Regions from separate parts of the Homo sapiens genome. Here region 1 is linked to region 2. A link is a loop called in an ENCODE intact Hi-C map of the cell type or tissue named here. Cell type or tissue: endothelial cell of umbilical vein. All regions are shown on one strand. Region 1 overlaps PDE1A (phosphodiesterase 1A). Region 2 overlaps PDE1A (phosphodiesterase 1A).

The links. Peaks named below come from ENCODE experiments on the same cell type or tissue, not always from the same donor. Only the 100,000 strongest peaks of a DNase experiment are listed, where the experiment ranks them.
Region 1: a loop joins it to region 2, with 3 times the contacts of the local background. A loop is called at or near these places in 1 of 110 quality-filtered maps.

Annotation. Positions count from the first base shown.
Region 1 is chr2:182,370,573-182,374,572 of GRCh38, reverse strand. All of the region lies in intron 1 of PDE1A (phosphodiesterase 1A), which reads left to right. Among named protein-coding and RNA genes, the nearest start is that of PDE1A, 54 kb to the left of the region's middle. In endothelial cell of umbilical vein, no CTCF peak of the experiment used is centred here; a DNase peak (open chromatin) is centred at 1,752; H3K27ac peaks cover 1,351 bases.
Region 2 is chr2:182,282,054-182,286,053 of GRCh38, reverse strand. The region is part of intron 1 of PDE1A (phosphodiesterase 1A); the gene reads left to right. Among named protein-coding and RNA genes, the nearest start is that of PDE1A, 140 kb to the left of the region's middle. In endothelial cell of umbilical vein, no CTCF peak of the experiment used is centred here; a DNase peak (open chromatin) is centred at 2,333; H3K27ac peaks cover 1,056 bases.

The sequences.
Region 1 (4,000 bases), 89 kb before region 2:
GATGAATTTTTTCTTCTAATTCTTACTTGAATTTTTATTTTCTTAATGGTATTTTTAAAACTGTCTCTTTTAAATAGCAGAAGTTTAATTGTGATGAAGTAAACTTTATCAATTTTCTTTTATGGTTAGTATTTTTGTGTCTCAAGAAATTTTTGCTTGTGCTGGGGTTACAAAGATTTTCCTGTATTTTCTTTTATAAGCTTTATAATTTTATCATTTATGTGTAGGTTTTTGATTCATCTTGAAATAATTCTTATCTATGGTGTGAGGTGGGGGATAAAGTTTATTCTTTCTATATGAATATTCAAGTGTTCATGATGATATTTATCGTAGAAGTACCTATCAGTCTTTGAGAGTTATCTATTTTGATTTGACCCATGAATGTACATATAAATTTTAAATGTCACATATGAAAAAATAATAAGTATATGTTATAAAGAAATTTTGACTAATCATATATGTGGATTGACTAAATTTTTAATTTTTTGAACATTAGTACTTTATCTAATATTTCTCCTCCACCATTCACCAAATACTTGGTAAAAATTTATTGATTAAATAATTGAATGACTGCTGTGGCAAAGCCATTAATATTTATTGTTTTTTGTCCTTTTCTATTTACTGCATATCTTTTTAGTCCCTTTACAACATTTGCACATGATTTGGCAACTCAATGAAGTCATCATGTGAAAATCTGATTTCTTTTCCTGTGATATTAATAACATTTCCTCTTGTTTTCTTGTCATATATCTCCCCCAAGCATTTCTTGTTACATGTATTTTTAATCTGTCCCTGCCTGAATTCCTTCTTCTGCCTTTAAACAAGCTCATGTGAAAAAAAATATTCATTTTTCAGCCTTACTAGTCACTAAATTCTATCCTTTCTCCTTCTTCACTGCTTTACTTCTGTTTCTCAAGTGAAGTGCTATAATACATTTCTAGCAACCTGTGACTTTTTCTATGAGAAATTTGAATGTTTACTTTAAGGAAATTTTATGAAGTAGCCTTATTCTGTTTCAGCTGTGTGAGAACTTTAAAACAATGATTTATTAGAGTTTTAGAACTGCCTTTAAATTTCTGTTTTTAAGCCCACCATGACCAAATCACTTAATGATTAAGTTTTTCCAGTTTTTGAACCTAAGATATGTGGTTGTACTGACATTAATAGATTGTCGAAGAAGTAATTTACACTGTTGGTTTCTCTGCCCTCTCTCCTCCTCCTTTCCTTAGCAGTCCCTTGTCATTTGGCTTTGCCTTCCACCATTTTATTGAAGTTGAAAGTTGTTCTCCTGACAGTACCACATGCAGCCCAGGTCACCCCTGAGGCCATTCCAAAAGAGGCAGATTGGATAGTAATTGGTTCCCCTTCCATTATTATAATGCAGTGTTTGATACTAAACCCCAAGATTCAGGATGCCTGACTCAAGTAAATCATTGAAGCCCCTGTGATGTATTTTTCATTCTAATCTTCTTCACAGACAACCACAGGTAAGAACTGGCATTATGTGAGGTCGTGAAACTGCTCAGCCTCAACAATTTCTCCTTGTCACTACATAGGGTCCCAGTGCACAGGGCTTGGGCCTTTGTCTTAGTCCCTTTTCCTAAGTCATGAGTGGATCCCTGGCCTGCACATTGTTCCTTTATCACTGTCCTTATGACATTTCTGTTTTCTGTGCTGCCTTGTTCCAGCCTGTCCCTCTGTACAGGAAATGGAATTTTGTCTTATGAGTCATCTTGGTGTTTGAGCCTTTTCTCCTACGGGAACACTTCCCAGTGCTAACCGTTGGTCTGCCTCACTCCTGAGCAATCAGCCAGTTCCTGAATTTCTCTGTGTTCTGAATTGCCCCTTAGATTGGTTCTCTAGTATGAATAACTTTGGAATTTGGACCTGAGATTGTGGCATAGCACCCTCTTAAACATTGTACCTTCTCACTCTTCAGGGTCAGACTAGGGGGTGAAATTTGTTTCTCCAGTCCCTATCCTGCCTAGCTCTGAATTCTTCACTAAATTAGAAAGTACTTAAGGAACTGTTGTAATATCAGCAGCATATAACAGTGTTACCTGTTTAATTCTTTGTTGTCACTATTTTTACATCCTGGTCTGTGACATGTTCAAAGTTTTTCTTTAAAATGCCTTTTAAAAGAGAAAATTGAAACCCATTCCCACTTAAATATAGATAAAATGATCACAATTATCATTTTATTTATCAAACAGTTATTGAATTTATGCTATACACCTAACATTTTAGTTAAGATAAATTCCACATTTTTACCAATACTTCTCCCCTATGTAATGTCAAACACAATACCTTCCTCCTCATAGCAGTTATGCAGTAGATGAGTTGTATAAATACAAGAGTTATATAAATAAAAATAAAACCACAGTTTTACTGTATCTTCGGAAAACTCACATTTTGGTATGCAAGTCAAGATATGCACATTTGAAAAAAATTATGCCAATTAACGGTAATAAAAATATATCAGAGTTGGCCAGGCATGGTGGCCCATGCCAGCACTTTGGGAGGCTGAGGTGGACGCATTGCTTGAGCTCAGGAGTTTGAGATCAGCTTGGACAACATGGCAAGACTTCATCTCTACTAAAAATACAAAAATAAAAATAAAAAAAGCCAGGCGTGGTGGTGCATGCCTGTGGTCCTAGCTACTCAGGAGGCTGAGGTCGGAGGATCCCTTGAGCCCAGGAAACGGAGGTTGCAGTGAGCCAAGATGGCATCACTGCACTCCAGCCTGGTGACAGAGTGAGACCCTGTCTCTAAATAAATAAATAAATAAATGTTAATTCATTTTGTAGGTCATTTTAACATTTATCATAAAAGTAAGATAATCATGCATGATTTTTAATGAGGCAAGACATGACTATGTGTTAGGAACACCTAAACAAATGGTTATTACTATCACCTTTGAGAGGAGTCATTTTTATCCTAAAGAGCATCCATGACCTCCCAGATATCCAGTAAACAAATTGTTAGGGAAAAACTTTAAAAATGTCTATTAGGGCAAAATTGTAAATGTGTCAATTCTTCTGCCTATCTGCTGAAACATTGTGGGGCAGTCTGCTTGTACTTTTATTGGGAGCTTTTCATTGCTTGTTGCAATCTTCTCCCTTTGCTCAGCTCCTGAAGTCCTGTTAACAATAAACTTTTATCAGAATAAGTTTTCGTCTCAGGAGACCTGATAGTCATTTTATAAAAATAACATTTCAATTAAAATACTGCTTGGGGAAGTTTCTTCTGGTTTTCTTCTGTTAATAAAACAAAATTTGGCAGGGCCTTGATCTTAAATAGAAACTAATGCCTGTAGGTATTAAAAGAATAATTTAATATGGAAGAAGTCTATATTTAATAAATGTTTATAGTGCATATTTTATAACTACTTTTTTCGTAGTCTTTTTTTAGAACTGTTGTTCTAATATTTTTCAAAGATTTTAGAATCAAATGACATTAAGTTGTGATTCCATCCAGCTGCTGCTTTGGATGGGCTAAGATTTTCTGCCTAGCCTATACCTCTGGGAAAACTTTTTCTTTGTATTTCTCAGATATGTTAATTGATTGCGTTTGAGTAGTCCTCCTCCTCTTTTGCTGTATCTTGTGGTAAGACTTTAGAGCCTCTTTTCGCAGTTTTTCTGAACTTTTTCTTTTTTTCTGGGTCTTTGCTGGAAGGTTTCTGAAGTCTCTAGAAAGATTGTAACTTCAGCATGTTCAATGATAATGCATTCAACGAACTCCTAATCTCCTGCAATCCCATAACTTTTCTGTTTCAACAGCACACTCACATGGTCCTGTCTTTGAGATCTTGAACTTTAAAAGTCCACTTTCTGTGTCCTTCTGTAACACACACGAGCTCATCATAATCTCTTCCTCCCAGTTTGTCACTCACTCTTGGCTTTCTTTCTCTTCCTACCCAGGTTGGAACTCATTTTAAATCTAACAGCAGTCTCACCAGCAACAGCAGTCTTGCCACATTCTCTGGGTTCTGGGTTCTTGT
Region 2 (4,000 bases):
ATTACTTCATTTAATTTTCTCTACAAATCAAGTAAAAGTAAAGCAAACTATTCATTTTCCAGCTTTACGGATGAAAACACTAAGACTTACAGAGGATAAATAACTTGCCTATATTAAAGTTTCATGATAAGTAGTGGAGTTGAATCTGTACCTTTCCATTGATTTATAATAGTATTTGTTTGATTTATCATTCATGGGTCTGCAAGTCTGCTATTCCTCTGCTGAACTCAGCTAAGATCATCTGGGCCTGGCTCCAGGCTGCAGGTTAGACTCAAGTCTGCTCCATGTGTTTCCTCACTGTCCTCAGCCACCTACTACTTGGAATATGTATGTTCTTACTATGGTGGGTCACAGAAGCCTGAGATGCCAAGCCAAGCTGCTGCATTTAAGGCTGCCACTTGTTTCAAGATGCTGACTTTCCATTGGCCAAAGTAACTCATATTGTCAAAGTCAACATCCACATGGGAAGTGGTTAGGAGAAGAAGGTTATACTCTACTCTCTCAGTTTTTTCTCAACTTCCCTTCCTTCCCTCCCTCTGCTAAGTGTCCTTAGACATAATTTGACCAGATCGTTTCTTAGTAAATCTGATTTTGGCCACTTCCTTCCCTCCCTCTGTTAAGTGTCCTGTTGATTAAATTAGTGGTTAGCAAATTTGGTACAAATAAGGGTCGGTTCATGCATTTTAAATGTCCTTAGCAGAGGGAGGGAAGAAAGGGAAATTGAGGAAGAAAAACCAACTTTATTGCTTGAACAAAAATAAGATGATGCCAGAGAAAACAAGAAAAGAAAACACTCTGAAGAGTGTCCAGAAGTGAAAGATGCTGCAGAGCTTTGAAAAACATAAAAACCAAGGAGTATCCTTAGATATAGCTGTGCAGAAGTCAGGATGGCAGAAGCAAGAGTGGCTGCAGTGCCACTTTGATGGGTGGAAGGCAGGCACTGGGGAGGGAATCAGAGGCGGCAAAACAATTATCTGCGTGCAAGTTTGCTATGAAGAGAAAGTACAAGAGTATAAGAATGCTGGCTTGAGGAAAGTGAAGATAGCTAAGCTAACTCGTGCATTGGTTAAAAGTGCATGGCTAACTATCCAAGAAACTACCAACTAATTGTGTGACCTTAGGCAAGTTACTTAATCTCATGGTGTCTCAGATTCCTCATCATGAAATGAAGATAAATGTAAATTACTTCATAAAATCAATGTGAGATGAAAGGAATTATTATATGTAAAGTGCTTAATAAATGTTAGTTATTATTGTTTTATTTCCAGAATGGGAAAATATTCAACATGATCCTATATTGATGACAAAAGGCTTGCATAAAGAAAAGATTAAAAATTTAGGGGGATTTTATATTATGTCCTTATTATTAAAAAATTACCACCCATCTATATTTTCTGTTGACTTAGGTAAATGGGAGAAATCTGATTATTTTCTTCTGAATCATTTTAGCCAACATGCCCCCTTTAAGCAAGATAAATTTGTTGTGTATCTGATAATTAATGACATTATATAAAATTTCAACTTATACTCATTTCCCTCCAAAATATATTTATATGCATTTTAGCAAAGATAGTGAAAATAACAAATTAGCCAATGCTTCTCCAAATTTGTGAGTTTGCTCAATTTAATTTTATGTTCCAATTTTATATTTTAATTATCAGTCATCTTATTAAAATCTTAGTGATATATCAGTCAGTAAAAATCCTCTAATGCAGCTATTTATTTGTAAGTATAAATGTTATTTTGCATTTAAGATTTGTTCTAGCTAAGAAGTAAGCTAAGTCAATTTACCAAAAACTACTTTCATCTGACAATTTCTTGAAATCTTTCATGTATTGTAAGACACAGACTCCTCAAACTAGAATTTAAAATCATGGACAATGCAGCCTCAGGTTATATCCTTCTGTTCTTTCATATATGCCATTTCCTTTCCTTACTGCCTCTTGTTCTCCCAGACTGATTCTTGCAATAGGCCAGGTAAGGGCTGCCAGGTCACTAGCCGCTTGAAAGCTGGGACCTGATACAGTTGTATCCCAGAGAAAAAGAAGGTATGTACTTGATTGTTATAACTTTTACTATTAAAAAACCACCTCCTAGAAATCCTAAGTGGCAATAGGCTTCATGTGTCATCAAAGTTTTCCACTATCTGTAAAAAAAGATGTTAAAATGAGGTTTGATAATGGATAATCTTTTACAAGCCATGACGCTTTTCATAGAGTCCTAGCTAACCACTAATTTAATGAAAAGCCTCCTCCTTTGTACTTTCACTTCATAATCTTTACAACTTTGTCGAAATGTGTCAAGTTGTAGTGATGGTTCTTTGTCTTTTGTTTTCAAATACAGACCCCAGTTCCTAAGCATGATTCATTTCCTTCTGGGTGAATACATCTTTTGTTTCCTTCTAGGAAAACTTCAGGTTGTATCTTTGTAAAACTCAAGATTTAACTCATTTTTTTCTGAGCTAAAAGTTGAAAAGATTTTTTTTAAAAAAACTCATAACAGTTTCATAAATAAATAATATCAAAATCCCGGAGCCCTATATTGTTTTGTCATTTTCTCAAATCTAATAATTTGTGTTATATAGCATTTAATGAAGGCTGCCACCAAGTCTTAAAGTGTGTGTGTGTGTGTGTATGTGTGTGTGTGTGTAACTCAGGTACCCTTTATACCAAAACCATGTTCTCATATTGATAAGGTGGACTATTCAAAGATATATACCAGTTTAAGCAACTTGTTTTATTATTTTTGGAAAGATTTGGTGGTCAAAACATTACATCAGAATCACTTTATCATAACATATAGGTGACCATTTACTACTATGTGTAAAACTTACCTGACCACACATATGTGGACACTCAACAAGTGTCCAGTGATTTTACTTTGCCATTACATTTCCTAGTCCTTGGGAACGATTACATTGAGTTGACAGTTTATACTTTAAGATTTGAAAAGAAAATATTTCTTTCCTATTGCTTATTAGTATTGATTAACACCTAAGGTATTTACTAAATTTACTACCCATAATCTTAGTGTTATTTCCAGCTTTATATAGATGGAAATAGCATGGATTCTGAGAAAGTTCTGCTTGTTTTAGACATGCCTCTTCTGTGATTCAACAGTATGGCTATGCACAGGTTCTGTAAAAGTTTAAGGCGCAGTGTCCACATTTTCCAATTGAGACTATTTCATTAGGGCTTTTGTGAACATTAAGGAAGTTTTAATAGTTTATTGAATGAACTGGACTGCCAATTGTAATTGAGGACTAACAGATTTATTAAGACACAAAACATGCATGTAGACTATATATTTATATATTGGGTCAATCATTTATAAATTGCAAAAAAATAAACAAATTAAATTCTTGGTGTATGTAGGAAAATAATGCCAAGTTTTGGAATTATATATAGGTACTCACACATAACTAACACAAATCTCCAATATTAGGATATGAAATATGATATGGATGTCTCCTTACCTACAAATATTGGGATGTTTGAGTGTGTTGCATGCAATAGAGCTGAGAGTTGAAATTTGGTGAGAATGTATGCTTTGGTGCTGAGGTTTTCATAATCTTGAGTTAAGTAACAATGACACCTATGAACTTAATTAATTCAAAAGGATGAATTTTATTCACATAGAAAGTTTTTCTTAGGGAAGATGTTTGATAGCTAAAATTAGGGCAGAACATCAGAGGACCCAGGTCACTAACTTGAAATGTATGTAAGGAGGCTTGTATGTAAGGAGGCTACAGTGACTTTTCCTGACAATGATCATCTCTTCTTGGAGCAGAAAGGTAGCCAAGACCTACTTGAGCATGGATAGTGGAGACAGGAAAGAGCTCAAGAGTGACAAAGTAGTGAGGATAAGTGAGTGGAATAGTGGTAAAAGATTAGGATTATGCTTAAATATCTTCTGTAAGAGTTAGAGGTGAGTGAGTTGAGAAACCAGAGTTAACTGGATAGGCCTACTCCCATATCAAGATTAAACTGTCATCATTCTG